Linked DNA regions of Homo sapiens: region 1 is linked to region 2. Evidence: read pairs that join two places in POLR2A ChIA-PET (ENCODE). Cell type or tissue: OCI-LY7. All regions are shown on one strand. Links, peaks and the distances in the headings refer to the core of each region. The heading gives the core; the rest is flanking DNA. Region 1 overlaps CDK14 (cyclin dependent kinase 14). Region 2 overlaps CDK14 (cyclin dependent kinase 14).

What was found. Peaks named below come from ENCODE experiments on the same cell type or tissue, not always from the same donor. Only the 100,000 strongest peaks of a DNase experiment are listed, where the experiment ranks them.
Region 1: POLR2A ChIA-PET joins it to region 2 with 12 read pairs; 6 of 35 experiments call an interaction of 5 or more read pairs at or near these places.

What each region holds. Positions count from the first base shown.
Region 1 is chr7:90,754,388-90,759,773 of GRCh38, forward strand. The region is part of intron 4 of CDK14 (cyclin dependent kinase 14); the gene reads left to right. Among named protein-coding and RNA genes, the nearest start is that of CDK14, 160 kb to the left of the region's middle. In OCI-LY7, for the core only: a CTCF peak has its summit at 2,167; DNase peaks (open chromatin) are centred at 634, 2,184, 2,564 and 3,304; H3K4me3 peaks cover 3,276 bases; H3K27ac peaks cover 4,712 bases.
Region 2 is chr7:90,698,798-90,704,183 of GRCh38, forward strand. All of the region lies in intron 2 of CDK14 (cyclin dependent kinase 14), which reads left to right. Among named protein-coding and RNA genes, the nearest start is that of CDK14, 110 kb to the left of the region's middle. In OCI-LY7, for the core only: no CTCF peak of the experiment used is centred there; no DNase peak of the experiment used is centred there; H3K4me3 peaks cover 599 bases.

The DNA.
Region 1 (5,386 bases), core at 236-5,235, 56 kb after region 2:
CCTATTTAATAAATGTTTCTTGTATAGATGGCTGTCCATATGCAGGAGAATGAAAGTGGATCCCTCCCTTTCACCATATATAAAAATTAACTCAAGATGGATTGAAGATTTAAACGTAAGACCTCGAAACTCTAAGAATCCTAGAAGAAAATTTAGGAAACATCGTCTGAGCATCGGCCTTTGGAAACGATTTATGACTAAGTTCACAAAAGCAATTGCAACAAAAGCCAAAATTGATAAGTGGGACCTAATTGAAGAGTTTCTGCACAGCAAAATAAACTATCAACAGAGTAAACAGAATGGGAGAAAATATTCAGAAACTGTGTATCTGACAAAGATCTGATATCTAGAATCTCTGAGGAACTTACACAATTTAACGAGCAATAACCAAATAACTCCATAAAAAGTGAGCAAAATACATGAACAGAAACAGACACTTCTCAAAAGAAGACATTCAAGCGGCCAACAAACATGAAGAAATGCTCCACTCACTAATCATCAGAAAAATACAAATCAAAACCGTAATGAGATACCATCTCAAATCAGTTAGAATGGCTATTATTAAAAGTCAAAAACAGGTGCTGGGAAGGCTGTGTAGAAAAGGGAACGCTTATACACTGCTGGTGAGAATGTAAATTAGTTCAGCCACTGTGGAAATCAGTTTGGAGATTTCTCAAAGAACTTAAAACAGGAACTGTCATTCATCCCAGCAGTCTCATTACTGGGTATATATCCAAAAGAAACGAAATTGTTCTACCAAAAAGACACATGCAGTTTTATGTTAATTACAGCACTATTCACGATAGCAAAGCTGTGGAGTCAACCTACATGCCCATCAGTAGTGAATTGGATTAAAAAAATGTGGTACATATACACCACAGAATATTGCACAGCCATTAAAAAGAATGAAATCGTGTTCTTTGCAGCATCATGGATGCAGCTGGAGGCCATTATCCTAAGTGAATTAACACAGGAACAGAAAACCAAATATTGCATGTTTTCACTTGTAAGTGGGAGCTAAGCATTGGGTACACTTGGACATAAGTTGGGAACAATAGACACTGGAGACTGCTGAGTGGGGTTGCTAAGGAAGGGGGAAAAGGGTTGAAAAACCTTTGGGTACTATACTTACTACCTGCATGACAGGATCATTCATATCCCATACCTCAGAATCATGCAATATACTAATATGATAAACCTGTACATGTAGCCCCGTAATCTAAAATGAAAGTTGAAATTACTTAAAAAGTATTTTTTTAAGAAAATTTGAATGAATAGTCAGCATGATAAGGGATAAAAAACAAAATCCAGAGGACTGTTAATAACCATATTGCTTGAGAATTTTGGAATGTCAAAGTAATGGTCTAAATGATTGAGTTAATTTTAATAGGGGTTGTGCCCCATATTTTAATTTTCTTTCCTAAAGAAAAATAGCAGTACTTTACCATATAAAAATTACTTGTACTAAATTTAGTGTCAATAACATGATAACTACCCTTTATTAAGCAATTATTTTGTGTACAATATAGTACATCCCTTTGTCTCATTTACTCCTCACAATGCCGTATGAGGTGGGTCCCATTATTGTCATCTTCATTTAACAGTCAGGAATCTTAGGGCTTAGAGAGGTTTAGCATCTTGCCTATGTTCACACAGGTAGTTAGTGGCAAAGTTTGTTTAGCTCATTCCCATCTGGTGGCTTGAAGCTATCATTTTCCTAATCAGTACACCATTACTGCTTCCATAGTGCAAGACCTTGGAAAGATGTGATCCTCTCTGAATATTCCAAATAGTTCTCACATATACTCTGACTTGTTTTAATTATGACTCAAATAGAAGCAAACACTATTTCTTTATAAGAAAACGAACCACTTGGAAGTTCCTATCCATTGAAGATGTGCTCAGCTGATCTCCAGATGTGTTAATAACTCTATTAAATTTTTATCTTGAAGATTTATTTCAAAATCTTGGAGATAGTTGAAGAATTTTTCATTTATTATGCCTGAATAAAAGAAAGACTTTAAAAGTACCTATAATCTTTGAGAAAGATTGTTCTGGACGGTTAATAGTTTTCACTCTAGTAGGTATTAATTTATCTTGTTAGCATTTCTTGAGCAGTTTCAAGCCTCCTGGTCACATGTAGTACTTCCTTTCCTCCAGGTGGAGAGGAAAGCCATTGCCTAGTTACCTGCTTTAAGAGATGACAGGCTCCCTGGCTTTGCTTGCTTTAAGGTGGCTAAGTCAGGCTGAAGAATAACAGCTACATGTCATATAGCAGGACTTGAGAGCTAAGTTTGGTGTGTCCCTATAGTGCTATATAATTTAAATAGCCAACTAATTGTTGGGATCCCTGTTCCAATACTCCTCACCATTCTCTCATAAATGTCTGCATCCCACCTGCCATCTTTAAACATAATCTTTTGCATCCTCCCCAGAAACAGCTCTCATTATCTTGCAGTGAAGCTGTCTGGCATTTGTAGAGATACTTGTGATTTTCAGTTTGTGAGCATTTTACACATATGTGTTGGTTTACAGGTGTCATGTTTGGATTTTACCATAAGCTTCATTGTATTAGTTTGCTAGGGCTTGAAATAACAATGTCCCACAATCTGGGTGGCTTAAGCTACATGTACTTTCTCAGTTCTAGAGGCTAGAAGTCTGAAATCAAGGTGTCTGCAGGGTAGGTTCCTTCTGAGGATTGTTAGGGAGAATCTGTTCCATGCCTCTGTCCTAGCTTCTGGTGGTGTGCTGGCAATTTTGGGCATTCCTGGCTTGCAGGTGCATCACCCCTCTTGTTGCCTTCTCCACATGGCATTCTTCCAGTGTGTGTGTGTGTGTGTGTGTGTGTGTGTGTGTGTGTGTGTCTGTGTGTGTCTGTGTCCAAGTTTTCCCTTTCTGTCAGGACATGAGTTATATTTGATTAAGGTCCACCCTAATGATCTCATTTTGATTTGATTGCCTCCATAAATGACTCATTTCAAAAAAAAATGCATTCTGAGGTGCTTGGGGTTAGAACTTCAACATATCTTTTTGAACAGTTCAATCCATAACACTTACTAGTGTCAAACCTCACTAACTTGGCATTGCATTCATGACAGTGTTGTTCTTTTTCTGCCTGTAATACGTGTCATTCATCCTTTACCTATTGGTTCTTTTTAAAGTACAAACAAAGGATATTTATTTGCCCCATCAAGAGATTTGTGTAATTCTTTTTTTTTTTTTTGTTTGAGACAGGGTCTCACTCTGTCGCCCAGGCTGGAGTGCGGTGGTGCATGCAGTCTTGGCTCACTGCAACCTCTGCCGCTGAGGCTTAACCGATTCTCATGCCTCAGCACCCCCGAGTAGCTGGGACTACAGGCACGTGCCACCACACCCAGCTAATTTTCATATTTTTTTGTAGAGACGGGGTTTTGCCATGTTGCCCAGACTGGTCTCGAACTCCTGAACTAAAGTGATCCACCCACCTCGGCTTCCCAAAATGTTGGGATTACAGACATGAGCAACCATGCCCAGTGGGTGTGTGTAATTCTTGATTGTGGAGTAGTTGCTATTAGGCATAGTTTAGAAGCTTGAGGAGGAATAGAAAGTGTTTTTAATTATTCTTGATTCTTTTGGATCTCTTATCCATGTAGGAACACATACACTGGAGAGAAGTTAACTGAGATTCCTATACAGGTAGTCTGCTTTGTAGTGAGCTTGGCTTCTAACAAATGGCTGGTTAACCCTGTTCACATCAACATACAAAACTCACAAATATGCTTTTAAGAAAAAGCTTTGAACTTACCACATTCTCATATTTGAGTAGAAAGTTTTTGTTTTTTGATCAGTGTTCTCCAGATTTCTTCTCTGTCTCTCTCTCTGTCTTTGTCTTTCACTGTCTCTTTGTCTCTCTCTCTCTCTCTCTGTTTTTATGTTTAGATGGGGGGTGGCAGTTATCATTACTTCTGACTGCTGACTGCTGATCTCTCTTCTGGTTTGGTTTTCTGATTATGTTCTCTCTTCTAAATTCCTGTAGCATTTAATATAGGATTAAAAAATTATGCATCGTATAATACTTTGGAAAATTAAAATATATGGCATTTTAAAATGTCTTTAATTCAGCACCTTGAAATCATCTTTTTACCTCTCAGTTTACCAAGGACTTCTGTATATTCAGAGATGTGTTAATATTTTTTGAACTTATTCAACTAGTGATGAATATTCATTGTATTGTTTATAATTATGCCTTTTTTATGCTGTCGGTGAAAAAGAGGTGACTCAGATGAGGATTCTGCCCTCGGGAAACTTAATCTTGAAGGGAGATGGTACAAATACATAAGTAATTCTATATAAATGAAGATGTATCAATACTATATTCTATATAAGCTAGAACGTAGTGAGAAAGGCCCAGGTACACAGTGGCTCGTGCCTGCTATCCCAGCACTTTGCAAGGGCAAGGCGGGTGGATCACCTGAGGCCAGGAGTTCGAGACCAGCCTGGCCAACATGGTGAAAGCCTGTCCCTCTTAAAAATAGAAAAATCAGCTGGGTGTGGTGGCATGCACTTACAATCCCAGCTACTCGGAAGGCTGAGGCACGAGAGTCACTCAAACCCGGGAGGCAGAGGTTGCAGTGAGTCGAGATTGCACTATTGCACTCCAGCCTGGGTGACAGAGCGAGACTCTGTCTAAAAAAAAAAAAAAAAATCGTAAAACAAAAACATCCAGGTAAAATGGTGTGGGGTTTCAAAGGGAATGAAGAGAGGATGATGTTGACTAAAGTATTTTAAATGTTTTCTCTCCAGTGGCCACTGATTGAGTTTAGAAGCCACATCTTTGTGTGCTTTTAAATCAAGCTTCCCTCATCACTATGTGTCTTTGTGGAATCCTTGGCACTGTTCCCTTTTGGGGCTTACTCCTTCCCCCCAAGCAAATATAATGAGATATTCACTCATTGGTTATCAGACTCTCCACTAAATTTGTTGAACTTTGAGGGCCTTAAGCTAAAAGTAAACAGATTCACTTTGATTATTGTGGTAGTTTTGGTTAAGCAAAAGTGTTTTGTTTGAGTATTGAAGTGGAATTGGCTTTAAGCAATATGATCTGGGAGGATTGGTGGTTTGCTTATGCAAGGGCACCCATGAATACCTGGTTGTTGAAAATAAGAGCTACTACCTCTCACAACCTCAAGACCCAAAGTTGAGACATAGTGGGACCCATATTCTCCTCAATGTACTTTGATCTGCTGGTAGATCACACCTGAGTCCCCCAGGTTCTGCACCCTACCTCAAGTAGTGAGTGGGTATGAGTCTTTGCTCTCCCTGGGGCAGGGTCCTCTCCTTTCTTTCCTACTGAATCTAGGGGGTATGTGAGTCTATAGCTGCTTTTGATTTTCTCAGACTTCACATG
Region 2 (5,386 bases), core at 81-5,080:
AACTCTTGTCACCTTTCTAATCTGTTTGGTAAACCTTATCTTTGATACTTCATTATGTAACCATGGGTTCTCAGTTCTCTCTCGACTCTTACCCTGCAGCTTTGTAGTTACAAGGGGAAATATGACAGTGAGAAAGGAAGAAAATCCACAGAGAGAGAAGAGACTGTGCACTGAACTTTTTCATTAAAACTTTTATAAACTATAAATAGCTCCTTTCACCTTTAGTCAAAGGAAATATCAAGAAGGCCTGTAGGGTAGCTCCCTATGGCTGTTTAAAAAGTGTTTGATTTTTATGGAATAGTGCAAAAGCAAATTGCAAAGTCAATAGAAACAGGAATACTGGAGAAGAATTGACAGGAACTGATAAAATTAAGGAGTGACTGAGAAAATGAGTCTGACAGCCCATGGCTGATACAGAAGAAAGTGCCAGACTGATCTGAACCAAGAGAACCAAGACAAGTACAAGCCCTCCTGCAGAAGTACAGGACCCAGGATGGGAGTCTGTGGTTCCTAACAGCTTAGTGCCTGATCACACTTAAACATACATTATGCTTATCACTGGATTGCAATAACGCTTGCTTTACTGAACACTATTCTAAGTAGTTTGTACATCATTTAGCCCTGCAGCAACCCTCTTAGGTATAGGAACTATTCTAAGTATTCCCATAAGATTGGTACCTTGCCCAAGGCTTGGATCAGGAACACAGATTTGTCTGATCCTTGAGTTTACATTATTCTTAATCTAGCTGTTCTGCATCTGACTTTATGTTGAAGTTAGTGCCCCAGTGCACCTGTTTATATGGCTTCATCTGTGATGTTTTCTCTTTCCTCCTTATCAAACCTGTTTTAAACCTTAGAGTTCTGAGTTAAATAACCTTGGTGGGTGTGGCAGGAAATCTCTGAAACAAGGTGGATCCATGCTGCATTGTGATTCCTTGCATTCAGGTGGTCCTGCCAGGGCTGCAATTACTAGGTGCCCTTAGACGGAACTAGTTATGATGGGGTCAGGCAGAAGGTACCTCTGTGTTTCATGTGAGCTGAATCTTTCCTAAATGATTAAGAGAAACAGTGGTTATTGAGGGAATCATGTGCTTCAGGGGAGGACTGATAAAACTAAGTTAATCTATTAGGCCTTTGTATTGTGATAAGTAAAACTTTACTTTCCCTAAATTAGAATAAATATTGGGGAGAGGAAGAGAGAGGTGTAAAGATGGTCTCCAAGTTCCTGGTGACTAGCTGTTGTAACAGTCCCCAAAGCTATATTTTTCTTAACATAGGTGGAAAAAAAGTTTGGTTGTCTGTGTCCAGGGCAACTAGGAAAAAATATGTCTCTGTCGCCAGGCTGGAGTGCAGTGGTGTGATCTTGGCTCACTGCCACCACCGACTCCCTGGTTCAAGTGATTCTCCTGCCTTAGCCTCCCGAGTAGCTGGGATTTTAGGCATGCACCACCATGCCCAGCTGATTTTTGTATTTTTAGTAGAGACGGGGTTTCACCATGTTGGCCAGGATGATCTCAATCTCTTGACCTCGCAGTCCGGCCACCTTGGCCTCCCAAAGTGCTAGGATTACAGGCGTGAGCCACTGTGCCTGGCCTGATAAAACACATCTTTGAACCATATGTTCAAACCGTACTTGGAGTACTTGGCAGAGTACTTGGAGACCCTGGAGTCCATCCAGATAATCTTCTACCAGAGGGGAGAAAAGAACCTTTATTCATAAAGGTTCAAATTACAGAAATCATTCGAATCTTCTAGGCTGTGCTCCTATGATATTACAAAAGTTCTTTGTTGAATTATCAAATTACATCCATATATAGATAATAACTCTGGTGCTAAGAGTGATCATTGCCAGTCTGTGGATATACATGCATCTCCAACCCCCAGCATTTTACTTATTGAATTCTCTGTGACTCTAGTATTCAGAATTTGATTACCTAAAGTGAAAATCTGCCAATTTTGCCTGATCTGTCATTCTGAGGCCTTCTCAACTTGAACTCCCATAGTATTTTTCTCTTACCTTTTCTATGACAATTATTTTCATATTATATTTATTTGTATAAGTATCTGTGAGAGCAGCAGTTGTGTCTCGTTCATCTTTATACCTCCTGTAGTGATTAATACAAAACTCAATAAATGGTTGGTAAATGAATAGAACACAGAAAAAATCTTTCAGTCGTGAAATACAGAAAATGTAGTTTACTTTACAATGTCTTCTTAGCACTTTCTTTACATATTCCACAAATCCCTAGTGTACTTCTTTGGCTTTTTCCAAAATCCCCTCGATATTACTTGTTTAATTTTTAATAACCCTTTTTCCTTCGTGGCCAGAAGCCTTTAAAGGTCAGGATCGGTGCAACAAACCACTTTCAGTTTCACATTTTTTATCACATTTCTTAGCTACTTATGTGTGGCAGTATTTACCAACAATTTGTAGGTGGTATCTATAAGGATAGTCAGTTTATTTCCCATTAGGTACTGTGCCTAAAATTTGAGCATGTGTTACCACAGCAACTTGGATGTCTGGTTAAACTAATTGGTCAAAGCATTCAGGCTTCCTGCAAGTTCAGATAACTGATTAGTAGCTAATGTTCTATGGCTTTCCTCTATAAATTATAAGAATAAAAATGTTAATATAATAATACTCAATTTAGTACAAATTTTTATATAGTTAAGTGTGTGAAGTAGCTTTGTAAAAACCTTGACTGCTATTAAACCCATCCTTTCCTACCATTATATAAGTTAACATCTATCTTGTATCTCCCTTTCCTAGAGTTTAAAACAAGACATCTATTAAGTTATTTATTCTACTTCTGGTGTTAGTGGTTCACAGTAGCTCCGTATCCTTTCTGTACATGTATCCCCATGGGTACCAGCACTCTTGATTATAAGGAGCTGAAAATCAACTTGAAGTGGCTAAAGAAAGAAATAGATTTATTGGGAAGAGAAGTATTGCAGGATAGAAACAAGAGCTGAACAACTGCGCTTTAGAAAGTCAGGCATCCAGCAGAGCTAGCACCTCAGCGGGTGCTATCTCCATGTTATCAGTGCTGTCTGTCTCTATGCTACCCTCATCTCCTAATTTTACTACCTGATGGCTTTAGGGTCTGAGTTGAGCTTCTTTACAGGTCGAGAGACACTGCCACTGGCTGCCTCTAAGCGAATGCTTTCTCTGCTTTGCTACCATCAAGGGTGGAGGGGAGGGGCGCAACTGAGCTCTGGCTGAAAAAGTCCCAGGGAAGGATTACTCTAAGTTGGATTCCTTGTCTGTTCCTGGATAAGGTGCAGCCCTCCTTAGACTGCAGTGGATGGCGTGGGGTGGAAAAACCATTCCCCAGGAAGAGAGAAAAAATGTGCTGGCCATTCCAAACAATTCGGTTCTACTTCTTTTTAAGAAACAGGAACCTATCCTATTTTAATAAACACTCAGGGAAAGCATTCCACAAGGGATGGCAAAAAGGATTCGACTAATATTTGGGTGCTGCTGTTGTCACTATGTTACCGAATACAAAAGGGTTGCAGAGTAGGTTAAAGCATTTCAGAGTTGTTAATATCCCTGTGACTTATGCATGTTTGTAGTGAACCTGATTTCACTCTCACCCAGTGATACTGAACTGTTAAATGATCTATGATGAATCTTCTTTAGCCAAAAGCCTTTTTTTGGTTTTCTTTCTGTTATTGAAGAGCGATGCACACATGGTTTTGGAATGATCTAAATTATATCAGTATTAGCTTGAAAAGGCAAATACTAAAACAATGCCACAGGAAAGTCAATTAAATTATATAGGGATACACATTTTAATTTCAGTTTTTAATGTCTTCAGTTGGTTATCCTTTATTTGTCCTAAATATTTATTGTCGAATATCCAGCACTGTTAACCATTCTTTCCCAAGGGCCTGCTTCCTATTTTATTTCTTAGGTGTATGTAGAGTGAGACAAAAGAAGTATATTACTTAACAAATACTTTTTATTTGAGTATTTTCAAGTATGTACTACATAAGTGGCAAAGGTTTTCTAGATTTAAAACTGTCAAATGTAATTAAAAATTATTTCTGTATGTTTATTTGGCAGGCTCTTTTAAGAGGGTTTTCTTCCTTTTGAGATTTTCCTAATTTTTCAAACTAAGTGAAAATTTGGAAAGCTGGGACAAAGTCCCTAAAAGCAATAAAACTCACTTATAACCCCCAACTAGAAAATATGTTTTCTGTTGTTGTTGTTGTTTTGTTTTTTTTTTCCTTTTCAGAGTTTATTCAGAAACTTAGGTAAGTTTTTGCAAATGAGACTTAGCTTCTTAAGCAGTTTTTTGATAGTCATGGGATTGTAGCCTCTGTCCTCAATGGCATTTTGACACCAGGAAGAGAGAAAATCCTCACATCTTTTCTCAGTGCCATTTGCCTTTCTTCTTGATGCTATCCCAAGGATTTTATGTCTGCCATTGAGGTCTTATAATTTAATTCACATTTCTCAGATCATATTAGTGCTATACATTTGGAACTCTGTGATACTGTTATTTCGTGGATGTGGTCATAATAAAATCACTTTTACATCCGGATCTTCTCCATGCTACACACTTGAGGCATGACACCACATCAGAACTCCAGTTGTGTTTCTGCTTAGGGTGTAAAAATGAAAAACTGTGCCGTGCCCATGTGAATGCCCATGCATTTTAGATATCACCTGAATAAATAAGTAATAAATACATAAATGTGCATGTATATGTATGTAGAAACCATATGTATGGTTGATATATAGAAAACCAGTATCTGTTTTAATGCAGACACAAGTCTTTTGAAACAAGGGTTTGTAATTGAATTAATGAGGAAGCAAAAACTGAGATGCAGACAAATTATTATCCAGGATAATTTGAAACAAGGGTTTGTAATTGAACTAATGGGGAAGCAACAACTGAGATGCAGACAAATTATTATCCAGGATAATTGAGGGCATACAACCAGGAAACACAACATGTAGGGATGAGGACATTTATTTCATAAAAAGGAGTAGGCTGAGCCAGCAGCGGTGGTGCACACCTGTAATCCCTGCTCTTTGGGAGGCCAAGGAGGGTGGATCACTTGAGCCCAAGAGTTTGAGACCAACCTGGGCAACATGGCAAAATCCTGTCTCTACAAAAAATACAAAAATTAGCTGGGCATGGTGGCATGCACCTGTGGTTCCAATTACTCAGCAGGCTGAGGTGCTGAGTGGGAGGATCACTTGAAGCTGGGAGGTCCAGCCTGCTGTAACTCATAATCGTGCCGCTGTACTTCAGCCTGGGCAACAGAGTGAGACCCTGTCTCAAAAAGAAAGCAGTGCCCTGAAATCAGATTTTTTTGAAAGCCAGGCAAAAATAAGATTTTTAAAAAATGATAGTCTGCATCTACCAGTTTC